Linked DNA regions of Homo sapiens: region 1 is linked to region 2. The links are chromatin contacts, found by Hi-C or POLR2A ChIA-PET in ENCODE. All regions are on one chromosome and are shown on one strand. Each heading gives the region's core, a stretch centred on a gene start or an enhancer-like site at or near the end of the contact. The rest is flanking DNA. Distances are from core to core; before and after follow the strand shown.

Region 1 (6,914 bases), core at 3,675-6,174, 1.7 Mb after region 2:
TGGAATCAAGGGGACAGAAGAAGCAGTCTCGGGAGTGGGAAGGATCCTGGGAGGGGAGTGGGAAGGATCCTGGGAGGGGAGTGGGAAGGATCCTGGGAGGGGAGTGGGAAGGATCCTGGGAGGGGAGTGGGAAGGATCCTGGGAGGGGAGTGGGGATCCCCCGAAGTCTCGCAGCAGTAGTGTGGTGCTTAGGCCGTCGCCCCGGCCGCCACTGCGCCTCCCCACCCGCAGGCCTCCGCAGCGCCACGGGCGGCCGCGCGGGGTAGCGTTTGGGGGCTCCCGGGGACGCGGTCTCCGGCGCGCAGGTCCGCCCAGGGTTGGCCGCGTGGTCCCCCGGGCTTCCCACGCCCGATTCGAATTGTGACTCCGGCTGGCTCCGGACCGAGCCGAGGACGCTCCGGCACCACAGCAGGAGCCGCGCGGGCGGGGGCGCGGGGCGCGGAACGGGGCGCGGGGCGCCTGGGAGATGTAGTTCGCGGCCTTCCCCGGCGCACCAGACAATGCCCGACGCGGCCCCGCTGGAGAAACGCCTTCCTTGGCTTTGCAGAAACACCGCTTGCTATTAATACAGCAACGAATACAGCTTTAAAAACGCGCCCAGTGTCCTCCCTGGAATAACAGCTGTTAACATTACCTAAAGGTTATCCCAGATATTTCTAAATGTATATGGGGAGATAAAAGGATGTAATGGAAATACAGAAATACGTGTCGAGTTGCTACTTATAGACTTTTAAATATTTAAAGAAAAAAATTGCTAAAAGCAGATGAATGCTTCTTCACCTCAAGTTTAAAAGTCTCCTTACGATGGCCGGGCGCCGTGGCTCAGGCCTGTAATCCCGGCACTTTGGGAAGCCAAGGCAGGCAGATCGCTTGAGCTCAGGAGTTGGAGAACAGCCTGGGCAACAAAGGGAAGCTCCATCCATACTGAAGATACAAAAATCAGCCGGGCGTGGTGGTGCTCTCCTGTAGTCCCAGCTACTTGGGAGGCTGAGGTGGGAGGATCGCTTGAGCTCAGGAAGTCGAGGCTGCAGTGAGCCGAGATAGGCCCACTGCACTTGAGCCTGGGTGACAGAGTGAGACCCTGTCTCCAAAAAAAAAAAAAAAAAAGTCTTCTACGATTATTTTTAGAAATTACAAAAACATCAAGAGATGAGTGTGTTTGGTTTACAGCAGCAAAGCACGGTTCGGCTGAGGCGGCACCGGCTGACTTCTGCCTGTGAATGGTGAGGAACTGGCACTGACATTTCCATATCCCCTGGCAGGGCATTTCTTACCAGAAGATCAAGGCTCACCGCCAGTATTTGACCCACTGAAAGTCTTTGTTTTGATTTACATCTTTACTGGCTGGACTTAAGATCAGTTTTTGTTGTTGTTGTTAGACAGGGTCTTGCTCTGCCACCCACGCCGCAGTGCAGAGGTGCTATCTCGGCTCACTGCGAACTATGCCTCTCAGGCCTAAGCTATCCTCCTGCCTCAGCCTCTCAAGTAGCAGGGACTACAGGCATGCACCACCACGCCCCGCTAATTTTTATATTTTTCAGTAGAGATGGGTTTTCACTATGTTGCCCAGGCTGGTCTCAAACTCCTGGGTTCAAGTGACCTGCCCAAAGTGCTGGAACTTCAGAGCCAGAGCCCTGGTTTTATACACTTTATTATGTTCCCCTCCCTGCTAGATTGCAAACCCTCTGAGGGCAAAGGTGCTGTTTCCTTACCCTCCAAGGCCTAGAGTGGCCTGTAGCTTGAAGTAGATGTTTAACAAATAATCAATGAGTAAATTATTGTGTTAATCACTTTGTCTTGCTCTGAAATTATCTCAAGCCTTTCATCTCCAAGTAACTTGATATTCTGCCCTTTGCTGTTTATGACTTGATCCAGCCACGGTGCGATTTTGGTGCTTCCGGTTTGCTTGGCTCTTAACTCTTCCTCCCATCCTGCTGTTTTGTCGTCAAGCATTTGAATTCCTGATTGTTGAATTCATGCTGCTATGAAGCTCTGAAAGAAGTCCTGTGGAGTCCTCTTCTGTTTCTTTGGTTGCGTTTTCTTATTTATTTATTTATTTATTTATTTATTTTTTATTTTTGTTTCTTTGAGACGGAGTCTCACTGTGCCGCCCCCAGGCTGGAGTGCAGTGGTGTGGTCTCGGCTCCTGGGTTCATGCAATTCTCCTGCCTCAGCCTCCGGAGTAGCTGGGACTACAGGCACGCGCTACCACACCCAGTTAATTTTTTTGTATTTTTAGTAGAGATGAGGTTTCACTATGTTGACCAGGCTGGTCTCGAACTCCTGACCTCAGGTGATCCTCCTGCCTTGGCCTCCCAAAGTGCTGGGATTACAGGCGTGAGCCACCACGCTCAGCCCAGTTGTGTTTTCTTCCATACTGGGTTTCTCACCGGCCCCTCACACCCTCGATGACTTGTTTTTCTGTTGTTGAATGACATGGATGTGGTCACGTGCCACCTCTCAGCAATGCTCCCACCTCAGCCTCCGGGGATATGCCACTACTTCTGTAGTGCTTTCTGACGTGAAAGCTCTTTCCTGAATGTCTATTCGCTCTGCTACTAAGTGGATGGAGTGGATGGATTTTTTTTTTTTTTTTTTTTTTGGAGACGGAGTCTCGCTCTGTCGCCCAGGCTGGAGTGCAGTGGCATGATCTCGGCTCACTGCAAGCTCCGCTTCCTGGGTTCACGCCATTCTTCTGCCTCAGCCTCCGGAGTAGCTGGGACTACAGGCGCCCGCCACCACGCCCAGCTAATTTTTTCTATTTTTAGTAGAGACGGGGTTTCACCGTGTTAGCCAGGATGGTCTCGACCTCCTGCTCGTGATCCTCCCGCCTCAGCCTCCCAAAGTGCTGGGATTACAGGCGTGAGCCACCGCACCCAGCTGGATTCTTCTTAATTCTTTGTTTTTATTGTTTGACTCACCTGAGGTCTTTGGACTTTGCCTCTGAGCTGGCTTAAGGGCAATCCACCTTGTTCACTGGTCTGGAGTGGGGAGGCAGAGTATGGGTCGGCTGGAGGAGTGGGGCTCTGTGCTCTCTTTTGAGAGTTTACTAAACGTCACTCTGCATGGTGAGGGGTGTGTCCTCTCCGCTGGGGAGGCCTGGCTTGAATTTCAGATTGCCTCCCTGGGACACCAGACCCTGTGCTGTGCTCCCTCAGAAGGACAGCCTTGACTGTCTCCACTCCAGCAGTCAGTTCTCTCCACTCCCACTGGGAGAAGGAGCAAAGGCTGGTGTCTTCAGGAGGCTCCTCTCCAGGCTGGGGCCAGGGAAGAGTGTGCATGTCACTGTCAGGATGTGTCCCAGTGGTGTGGCTGGGTTCTCAGGGTGAAGCTCGTCCATTTCTGGGATGGCAGCGGAAGCAGGCACTACACACGCAGCTTCAGGGGGCTCTCCCCATGCTTCCTAGCTGCCTGGCACTTTCTGGTGTTTCTGGCTAACTTTCTGGCCATGCCAGGAGTTGGTGGAAGGAGATCTCAGGCTGCAGCTTTGCTTTCCTGCTGAGGAGACAGAGGTAGGCTGGGGCTGTAGGACAGGGGAGGCCAGCAGCCCCACCTTCCTTCTGGAGAGACGCTGCCTGTCTGTCATTGCCCCTCTCCTGCACCTGGCCGCTGGCTGGCTGCTCTTCCCTCCCAATCACCAGCAAGCCAGCTCCTGTTCCCTGCAGCCCAGCCCGCAGGATGTGTCCTGGGACCCATAGCCCTCTCTCCCCAGAGACAGCACCGCCCTGCAGCTCGGGTTCCTGGCCCTGTGCTAACCCTGGTGGGGCTTTCCTTACTGGTCTGCTCTGCAGCCATGACATTGTGGCCACCGCTCTCCTTGGGACCCCCACCTGGCTTTCCTCCCAGCACATGCTGTTTCCTACCCACCTGGATGGTGTCCTGTGTGCTGGATTCCCCATGCTGTGTCCCCAGCATCCTGACCATGTCTGTCCCGCCTGCCTAGATCTTGCACCGTGGCCACGGGGCTCCCTCCTGATAGCCCTGAACGCTCCGCTCCATGTCCTACAGAGAGGGATGTCCCAAGTAGATGTCAGCTCCCTCCAGCATCTGAGCAGGCAGGACAGAGACCCACGGTGCTGCTCACATCAGCAGCCTGGAACCCCGAGACAGCTCCTTTTGCTCACCTCCCCCAACACTGATGTTGCACCTGTCTCCAAGCCACTCTGGGACCATCTGTTTCTCTCCATCTGGGAAGCCCCCTTCGCACCTCATGCTCTTCCTGGCTGGGGCGTCTGGGTCACTCACTGGACTCTCCTCTCCTTAGACCTGTGCACAAGCACACACGGGAAGGCATCCTGACAGGTGGTGGGAAGAGAAGGCAGCTGCCTCACTGCGGAAAGAGCACGGCCGCTCCTGGACTCCAGCCCTGTTGGGGCTGGCGGGGTCAGCAGGCGCTGGGTTCCAGCCTCAGGTGGGGTCTTTGGAGGTGGCCTCTGGGCACAGGCACCTCCTCTGCGGCCTTCTCACCAGGTCACGGTTCAGGGAGGCTTTGCCGGCTACGGAGCCTGCCCACACCAAGGCGCGCACGACCACCTGTCCAGAGATGCCACGCGGGCTGGGCGGCGAAGGCCAAGGACACGCCCTGCCTGGTGTCGGGGGCAAAGGTTAGGCCTGGAAGGGAGGTGTGGGGTGGGGACCCCGAGGCCAGGGCTGGGCCGCTGAGCTTCAGGGCCCTTGGGGGGCTCAGGGAGGAATGCCGGAGGACCCCAGCATCAGGAGGAACCCCTGGAGAGCTACGGCAGGACTCACCTGTGGGGCACAGGGAGGGATCACCAGGGAAATGGCCCTTGTGGAGGATCTCCCCTCTACCCCCAGGGCACCAGGGGAGGATCTACCAGGGGGTTCTGGTGGAAGGGCCCACCCGGGAAGCGGCGCGCGGGGAGGACTCGGGGGCGCCGAGAGGAACTGTCCGGGAAGGGGCGCGCGGGCCGCGGGCGGCGCGGGGTCGGTAACGGCCCGTGCGGTGGGCGGCGGCGCCCGAGGCCCCTCCCCGCCGCCCGCGGCCGCTCCTCCTCTTCCTCTCCCGCCCGCGCCGCGGCCCTCCCGTCCCTGCGCGGCCTCGGCGGCCTCGGCGGCGGCGGCGGCGGCGGCGGCGGCAGCAGCGCGGCCCCTTTAAACGCCTGCGGCGCCCCCCGCCCCCGCCATCGCGCCTCCATTTTCCCGGCCGCCCGCGCCGAGCGCCGCGCCCGCCCCGGGCCCCTCCGCCGCCGCCGGCCCGGACATGGCCGCCAACATGTACAGGGTCGGAGGTAAGGCCGCACCGCCTTTATGCCCGGCCCCGACCCGCCCGCAGCCCCCACCCGCCGCCGCTGCCGCCTCCCCCGCCCCTCTGCCCCGCAGGCCCCGCGCCCCCCGCCCGCCCTCGCGGCCCCCGGCTCCTTCCCGAACCGCCCCCCGCCGTGCTCACCCCAACCCAAAATGGCCCCGCGGGTCGGCCCCATCGGGGGCGGGCGGGGCTCGGCGGCCCGGGGGTGGGGGGCGGCCCACCTGTTGGGGCCGAGGGGGCGGCCGCGGGGGTGGCGGGGGGGCGCGGGGCCTGCGGGACATCCGGGGGTCCGGGGCCGGGAGCCCCCAGCGGGAGCACGTGGCCTTGGGAGGCGCCGGCTGCCGGTCTGGGAGCAGGAGTTTTGGGGCTGTGGGGTCTCCCCCGGCCCGCGGCCCTGTGCTGGGACTCCGGTGCATCCCCTCTGGGGATGGGGAGCCCCGGTGAGGGGCCACGTTCCTCCCTAGAGCCCTCCTGCAGCCTGGCCCCGGGGCTTCCCCCAGCAGGGATCCCTCAGGGGGTCTTCAGCAGGGAGCGAGCATCCCGAGCACGCCTCTAAGTCCCCCCAAACTTTTCCCTGCCTCTCGCTCACCTCAGCCCATTCGGGAGGCGCTTTGCAAGGGTTGGGGAGAGGCCGGAGGGCCTCCTGGGCAGGGGCTTCCTCCGTGGGCCCAGCCTCCTGTTGCTCGGGCCCCCCGGGCCTGCAGCTTTGAGCCTTGCCCTCCTTCGTGTGCCTGGGACTCCGTGGGGTCTTTCACAGGAAGGTGGGGGGTCGTGTGCATTCCATCATTCCATCAGCGCCTCCCTCCCCAGGACTCTGAGACCCCTCCCTGCCTGTGACCCTCTCGGGCAGGTGCTCATTACCTTTCCCACCTGCAGCCTGCGCTGCTGGAGGGAGCTGGGGTCACTCCCGCTCTGGCTTGATCCCCATGCCCCTGACCCCGAGTGCCCAGAACACTCTGTGTCTCTCGAGCGTGGCTTCTGCTGCCTTGGACGCCGTGTGGTCTGGCCGGCCAGTCCTGTGACCTTGGGGACGGTGGGAGCCCCCTACATCCCGTCTGTGAGATGGGCGGTCAGTCCGCATCAGCAGCTCTGGGCCTCCCCTGTCCTCTCAGAGGGGCGGTGGGCCTGTACCCCATCCAGCGGCAGCCCCTCCCACAGCCTCATACAGCTTTGCCAGGTCCCTGTGTGGACCCAGGTGCGCTGAGCCCACCCCACGCTCAGGGAGCAGCCTGGGTGCGGGGTCCCTCGAGGGAGGGGCCTGTTCCTTCCTGTTCTTTCTCCCCACCTGGAGACCCCCCTTCCAGCCTGACATGAGGGCCCAGTTTCTCACCCTGGCAGAGAGGATGCCTGCTGCCTGGGCTCCAGCCGGGCCCACTGCGCATGGTTTTGGGATTGGTCCCAAGAAGAGCTCTCCCTGCCCCCACCCATGTTGGGGGTGGGGAGTGGTGGCAGCTTTGGGCTCTAGGGCTGGGGACACCCCGACCCCAACTCATGCCTTCCTAGTGGCTGCATTGCTCGGCCTTCAGGCCTGCCTGCCTGTGATCTTGGCGCCAGCCTGGCTGCCCCCCCTCCAACCTTCCCATGCCTCGGTTTCCCCATGGTGTGGGTGAGGACCTCGTCTCTCAGCCGTCCTTTTGTGCCCTGTGGC
Region 2 (6,349 bases), core at 372-2,871:
GCACTGTGAACCCGAGAACAAATCTTCTTTGACAATAAACCGTGTGATTCGTGGAATCATACTTTGATCATCTCCTTATTTCCTCCACACACAAGGACCCCTGCACTGCCAATGGCCCCAGGAGAGGGCAGAGTCAGCCACAGGGACCCCACCTCACAGGCTTCAACACTGCTGATGCCTGTCATCCCAGCACCGTGGGAGGCCAAGGCGGCCAAGGTCGCCTGAGCCCAGGAGTTCAAGACCAGCCTGGGCAACACAGCAAGACCTACTCTCTACCGAAAAAAAAAAAAAAAAAGAAAAATAGCTGGCCAGTGTAGTGGCGCTTGCGGTCCCAGCTACTTGAGAGCCTGGGAGGTCGAGGTTGTGCCTAGCTGTGAAGACGCCACTGCACTCCACCCCGGATGACAGAGCCAGACTGTCTCAAAAAAAACAATAAAAATTCACGCCTTGTAATAAGGAATTAAAGGCAGGATGAACAAACATTTTCTTCTTTTTTTTGTGTGCTTTCTGAGATGGAGTCTTTTTCTGTAGCCCAGGCTGGAGTGCAGTAATGTGATCTCGGCTCACTGCAACCTCCGCCTCCCGGGTCCTGGTTCAAACAATTCTCCTGCCTCAGCCTCCCAAGCAGCTGGGATTACAGGCACGTGCCACCACACCCAGCTAATTTTTGTATTTTTAGTAGAGACGGGGTTTCACCATGTTGGCCAGGCTGGTCTTGAACTCCTGACCTCGTGATCCGCCCGCCTCGGCCTCCCAAAGTGCTCGGATTACAGGCGTGAGCCACCGCGCCCGGCCTAAAGGATTTTCTTTCCAAATCAAAGTATTAAAATAACTGTTCAGACCTCTCCCACTTCGATGCGAAGCCAGCGCGGTCCCAGGCGGACGAGCGAAGGCATCGAAGGCCGGGGGCGCAGCCGCGGGCCCACCTCGGCCTCCCCTGAGCGGACGCCTCCCCGCGCGCACCGGGGGCCCCGGAGACCGCCTTCCCCGCTCCGAACGCACGCGGCCCGGCCCCGGCGAGGTGCCTGAACGCTACCCGAGCTGCGGCGGGGCTCCCGGGGTGAGTGCTGCAGCCCCAGGCCCGCCTGCTCCCACAGGCTCGGGCAATGGAGACCCGCGGCCGCCCCCGCCCCTTGACCCTGCCTCACCCCTCACGCCCGCTGCCGCCCACGACCTCCGACCCCGCTGCCGCCCGGCTCGCAGCCCGGCTCGCAGCCCGGCTCGGCGGGCCTCACCTCCCGCGGGTTCCGCACTCCTCTTCCCGCCGTCCTGCTCCTCTCGGCCTTCTCCTCCAATAGGCGCCTAGCACCCTGAGTGGGCTACACCAATCAGAGACGAAGCGGCGCTAACGTGACTGACTAACTAACCAATCCAAAGTCTCAATCTCCCTGAGAGGGGCGGAGCGTACCCGGGCCAGCCCTCGCCGCCGATTGGTGATCGACCTCAGGGTTGCAGGGGCGGTGCCCTTACACGGATTGGAGAGGGCAGCGATGGGGCGGAGTTCAAGCTCCGATTAGTCCGCGCTCCGTGGCGGGCTTGGCGATTGGACGCCGGCGCTGTCAGCCGCGCGCGGACCGGGGCGGGGCGGGCGGTGCCCCGGGCTGGGCGAGGGGCCGGGTGCGGGGCCGCTGGCCGAGAGGCTGAGGCGGCGTCATGTCCTCCGAGGTGTCCGCGCGCCGCGACGCCAAGAAGCTGGTGCGCTCCCCGAGCGGCCTGCGCATGGTGCCCGAACACCGCGCCTTCGGAAGCCCGTTCGGCCTGGAGGAGCCGCAGTGGGTCCCGGACAAGGAGGTGGGTGGCCGTCGCCCCGGCCAGCGCCTCCGACCCGCCCCGCCGCCCCGGCCCGGCCCCGCGGGCTTCCAGGCTCCCGCGACGACCCCTCCGCCTCCGGGCGGCCCCTTCCCCAGCCGGCCCCCGCCCCCGCTCTCTCCCAGGTTGGCCGCGTCCCCGGGCCGCCGCCTCAGGCTCCTACGCCCGCGGGGAGGGCGGGAGGCGCGCGGTGTCCCGGTGCGGGGGTCCCGGGAGGGCAGGAGGCACCTGTCCAGGGCGGGCGCCGGGAGGCGGGGTGCGGGGCGCGGGCTGGTCCCGGGGGTGGGTGCGGCCCTGCCCGAGGCCGGTTCGTGCTGGGCTAGCGCGTGTGGACTGCGTCCCGAGAGCTGGGGCTCGCTCCCGAGAAAGTGGAAGGCGGAGCGCCTTCCTCGCAGGCTCGGTGGGGAGGGCGCGTGCTGTCCGCGGAAGCGCTGGAGCTGGCGGCCCCGCAGGGGTCCCTCCCGGGAACCGGGGGAGGCGTCGGTGCCGCGGGCGGGTGGCCGGTTCCGAAGCCACCTCCTGCTCGGAAGGAGGGCCAGGACCCAGTCTGCGGGCCAGGCTGCCCCCCGTTTCCCTTCGTCTATACCACCCTCCACCTCGGAAGCGAGGTCGCAGTCGCCCACTGGACAGTTTGAAGGAGACCGCAGATTTGCACCCGTTTCCCATGGGCCCAGACACGGCAGGAGTTGCCCAGGCCACTCCTGCAGACATTGGGGCGTGGGCGTGGGGTCCCTGAGCCAGGCCATCCGCTGGGCCTCCCGTGGGGTTCCCTGTGACCTGATCGGAGGTGCCTTTGCCTCACACCAGCCCCTTGGCCAACTGGGAAGGCCCCGAGTGCATTTAATCCCACTGGCTGTGCGCTAACAGGTGTGTCCAGTTTCTGTTCTGTGGATTTTACCACGATAAAAAAAAAATTGGGGGAGAAAAAGAATTTTTGTAATATGACTTTCATACTTAACACGTGTTACAGATTCGTTTAATTCCCTCAGTGATAGAACTAAGCAGACGTTGGAACTAGGTTCAAGAAGTCAAAGTAGCACTAATTGACTGGGTTCATTGAAGCTTGGTTGGAGGCCTGGTGGGGGGTGAGCGGCCACAGAGCCTCGGGGACAGGACGGAATTCGAGTGACTCTGGGGAAGTGTCTCTGGCATCTACAGTGTACGGAGCCATCACCGGTCACTGAGCGTGTCCTGGAGAGTTGAGACCAGTGCTGCCCACCTCTCCCCAGTATCGCCACCATGAGGAGTCTTTTTAGACACTTTCCGCCAATCATCCTCCTTCATCTTTTTTAAAATTTACTTTTAAGTTGACACGTGAAAATTGTATTTATGGTGTAACGAACTCTTAATAGCACAGAAATACTCTACGTCTGTATGAACCGTAAGGAGCACGTGAGAAAGTGTGGCCAAGATGAGGCAGAGGTTTCCACCAAAGCACAATTTCTTTCTCCCTGCTGTACACATGCACTGATCTTACGGTTCTGTTTTATAGTGAACCACTGTGTTCCCCTCCTTCATTCTCTCTTCCAGAGCCCTTCTGGTATCAGCTGAATTGTTTAGCATTTTTCCCTGCCTTTCTTTGTGGCCTCTGCTGAGGCACTGTGTGGCAGTCCCGCGGTGACTTCCGACTGAGTGGAGTTGAAACACTTGAGTCAAGGTGGCACCCCTCGTGGAAGAGAAGATTCATTCCCACGCTGGCGTGGTGGCAGGATACCCCTCCAGAGCCCCCCACCATGTTTGGATGATTAACTGGGATCTGAGCAGCTGAGGGAGGTCCTAGCATTGGGTGGGCTTGGGGGACAGAGAAACCATTCTAATAAGATGGACTTTGTCTCTGAGTTTTGCGTTGTGAATTGTATTGGAGCATGGTCTTACAGGCCAGAAACGACCAAAGACAGTGTTCTGGAGGAACTTAGAACGGGGCAGTAAGGGCTGGAAGATTTGGAATAAAGTCCAGCTTTAGGTGCAATAGCTCGAGGGGACATGTACGGTAACAGTCGCCTGGCATGTGGTGATGCTGAAGGGGACACTGAGCTACACTGTGCTGGCTGCGTGCTTGGGGCCGCTAAGGTGATTGTCGGGAGGTGACTCAAATGTGCAGATAACCAGTTGTGGGAAATAGGTTTATTTGAGGTGGTTTGGAATGGGGAGAGGAGAATTTGGTAGAACTTGGCAGGTGGGTAACATTGTCCTTGGCTTGGTGGCCGTGTGCCGATCGGCATCATCGTCATATCTGTAAACGTGTTGGTCCATTTTCATTCCAGCTCTGTTCTTAGCCAGGGGAGTCTGAATCCAGCCCAGTGCCCGTCTCCCGAATACCAGCTGCCTGACCGGGCTGGTTTATCAGTTTGGGCCCATGAGGGTTATCCCTTTAAAATGCTGCAAAACCCCCTGGGGAGCATGTGCACACATGCACCTTTCTCCGAGAGGTGGCCTGCAGCTCTCAGATTCTCAAGGCTCTGACGCAGAACCAGTTGAGAATCGTTTCTCCAGTCTGTGCCTCCTCAGGAACCTGTGGGGCAGGGGAGGCAGAGGCGGCGTGTAAAGCTTCGTGCGACACCACTTTGGATAGAGGTGCTTTGGGGGTGTGAAGGAAGCTTCAGATGATCTCTGGGGCTTGTCTGACTCTGCCATCAAATATCCGACACTGACGCAAGGCAGTGGGCTTGGGGGTGGGCGGTCCGGGCGTGCAGCCATCTGGGCTTGTCACAAGCAGCTGAGATCCTGAGTTTTATCCTTAAAATCCTTGCCGCTGTGCACCCCTCCCACCTCCCATCCGTGGTGCTGGCAGAAGAATGACCGCAGCTCCATGCTGGCGGGTTGACACTTTGATGGATACTCTAGATTCAGAGCCAGGAAGGAGAGAGCACGTGCGCGTCTGATCACGAGCCTGGACTCGGATGAGGAGAGATCTGAAGTGAGGACTGTTGCTAGAGGCGTCTGGAGCTGTGCAGCGGGGAGAACAGGGGACCCTGAGTTCTGCGAGGGTCTCACAGGCCAGGCCGGACAGGGCTTTTCTTTTGCAGGGAGGAGTGGCCAAGGCTAGAAAGAATCAAGCTGGGGAGGTGGGATGGGCCAGTGGAGGGTCAGGACCTCCAGCAGATCAGAGAGCTGAGGCCAGAATACAAAAATTAGCTGGGCGTGGTGATGAGTGCCTGTAATTCCAGCTACTTGGGAGGCTGAGACAGGAGAATCACTTGAACCCAGGAAGTGGAGGTTGCAGTGAGCTGAGATCGTGCAGCTGCACTCCAGCCTGGGCGACCAAGCGAGACTCCGTCTCAAAATAAATAAATAAATAATAAAAATTCAAAAATTAGTCGGGCGTGGTGGTGTGTGCCTGTATCCCAGCTCAGGAGGCTGAGGCAGGAGAATCACTTGAACCGGGAAGAGGAGGTTGCAATGAGCCAAGATTGTGCCACTGCACTTCAGCCTGGGTGACAGAGCAAGACTCTGTCTCAAAAAAAAAAAAAAAAAAGTCCAGGTAAGGGAATTGTGTTCCAGTTGATCATGAGGAGAAATGGCCAGTGTTTTCTGAGGCAGAGAATGGGAATTTGGAGGGCCTTGCTGCAGGTAAGCAAGGGGGGCATCTGTGATCTCCTCTGGCTCGTATGGGGAGGGTGGTTCTCGGTGGAAGGCTTTCCCAGCACACTGCAGGGTGGGGGGTTTCATAATTGTTTCCAGGATCTCAGCGCTTGGGTAAAGCTCACCCCTGTGAGGTGCCAGGGGCTGCCAGAGCCTCCACAGGTGTTCTGGGAACCAGCAGCCTCATGAGATACTGCCAGGGACACCAGCGAGCTCCTCAAGGGTCCCTGTGGCTGGCTAAGAGCTTTTTCTTTTTTGAGACAAGGTGTTGCTGTGTCACCCAGGCTGGAGAGCTGTTACTGATGTTAGGTAAAACTGAGACTTTGAAGCCACAAAAAAGGATTCCTGGGCGTCCTGTGGGAGGCCAGGCCGCCTGTAGCATAACCCTCCCAGGCTGTGATCATAGTGTCTGCACCTGTCACCGTCTTCAAACTGTCTGACAGCTTCAAATTGTAGAAAACTGATAGTAACGCACGTGTTTCTAGTCCCTGAGATGCAAGTAGATTTTGTCTCTCAGAGGTGAAGTTGATGTCCTCTCTCACACACCCCACCGCGGGGTCCCTGTGAGAGGAGCCAGTTTACAACTCATATCTTCCTTCCTCACGGCCTGTATCCATGTCTGCTCTTTGGATTCTCCTTTGAACTGGGTTTTTAGTCTTATTGGTTCTCTCATTAACTAATGAGGTAAATCTTTGACGTGGGTTCCTTTTCTGTTTGTAGGAGTTACGCTCTACCAGTTAAACGTGATTATCTTTCAATAAAGGTGCATTGATACATGCATTTAAATTGTTTTTTGATTGGCGAGTTCTTGGGGGGCTGAGAATTAGTTGACTGTGGGAGCCCCACCAGCCAGTGGGTGACGCTTCTCACTGTAGTGTGGGAGCTCAGAGTGCGTGGTGGGGCCTGATGTTTTTTGTCACCCCAGCCTCAAAGGGAGGGCAGGCCTATGTCCATGTCC

Evidence for each region. Hi-C counts contacts between places; a loop is a spot of excess contacts on that map. ChIA-PET counts read pairs that join two places held with the same protein, here RNA polymerase II (POLR2A). Pooled maps may share reads with other maps.
Region 1: a pooled map shows a loop between it and region 2 (2.3-fold over the local background). The contact joins the promoter of MTA1-DT here to the promoter of ZFYVE21 in region 2. A Hi-C loop is called at or near these places in 2 of 50 pooled maps. POLR2A ChIA-PET finds 5 or more read pairs at or near these places in 2 of 52 experiments (GM10248 and activated CD8-positive, alpha-beta memory T cell).

What each region holds. Positions count from the first base shown.
Region 1 is chr14:105,414,815-105,421,728 of GRCh38, forward strand. MTA1-DT (MTA1 divergent transcript) reads right to left here and starts at 4,925. Exons shown (of 2, transcript NR_125385.1): 1 at 4,208-4,925; 2 at 2,767-3,495. It overlaps MTA1 (metastasis associated 1), which reads left to right and starts at 5,013. Exons shown (of 21, transcript NM_004689.4): 1 at 5,013-5,249. The coding sequence starts at 5,222. RefSeq lists silencers at 132-541, 4,577-4,676, 4,707-4,756, 4,847-5,106 and enhancers at 3,210-3,879, 6,558-6,914.
Region 2 is chr14:103,714,189-103,720,537 of GRCh38, forward strand. It overlaps ZFYVE21 (zinc finger FYVE-type containing 21), which reads left to right and starts at 1,622. Exons shown (of 7, transcript NM_024071.4): 1 at 1,622-1,791. The coding sequence starts at 1,654. It overlaps XRCC3 (X-ray repair cross complementing 3), which reads right to left and starts at 1,263. Exons shown (of 10, transcript NM_005432.4): 1 at 1,236-1,263. RefSeq lists enhancers at 64-749, 3,986-4,496 and silencers at 946-1,205, 1,286-1,855, 2,046-2,125, 2,226-2,295, 2,356-2,435.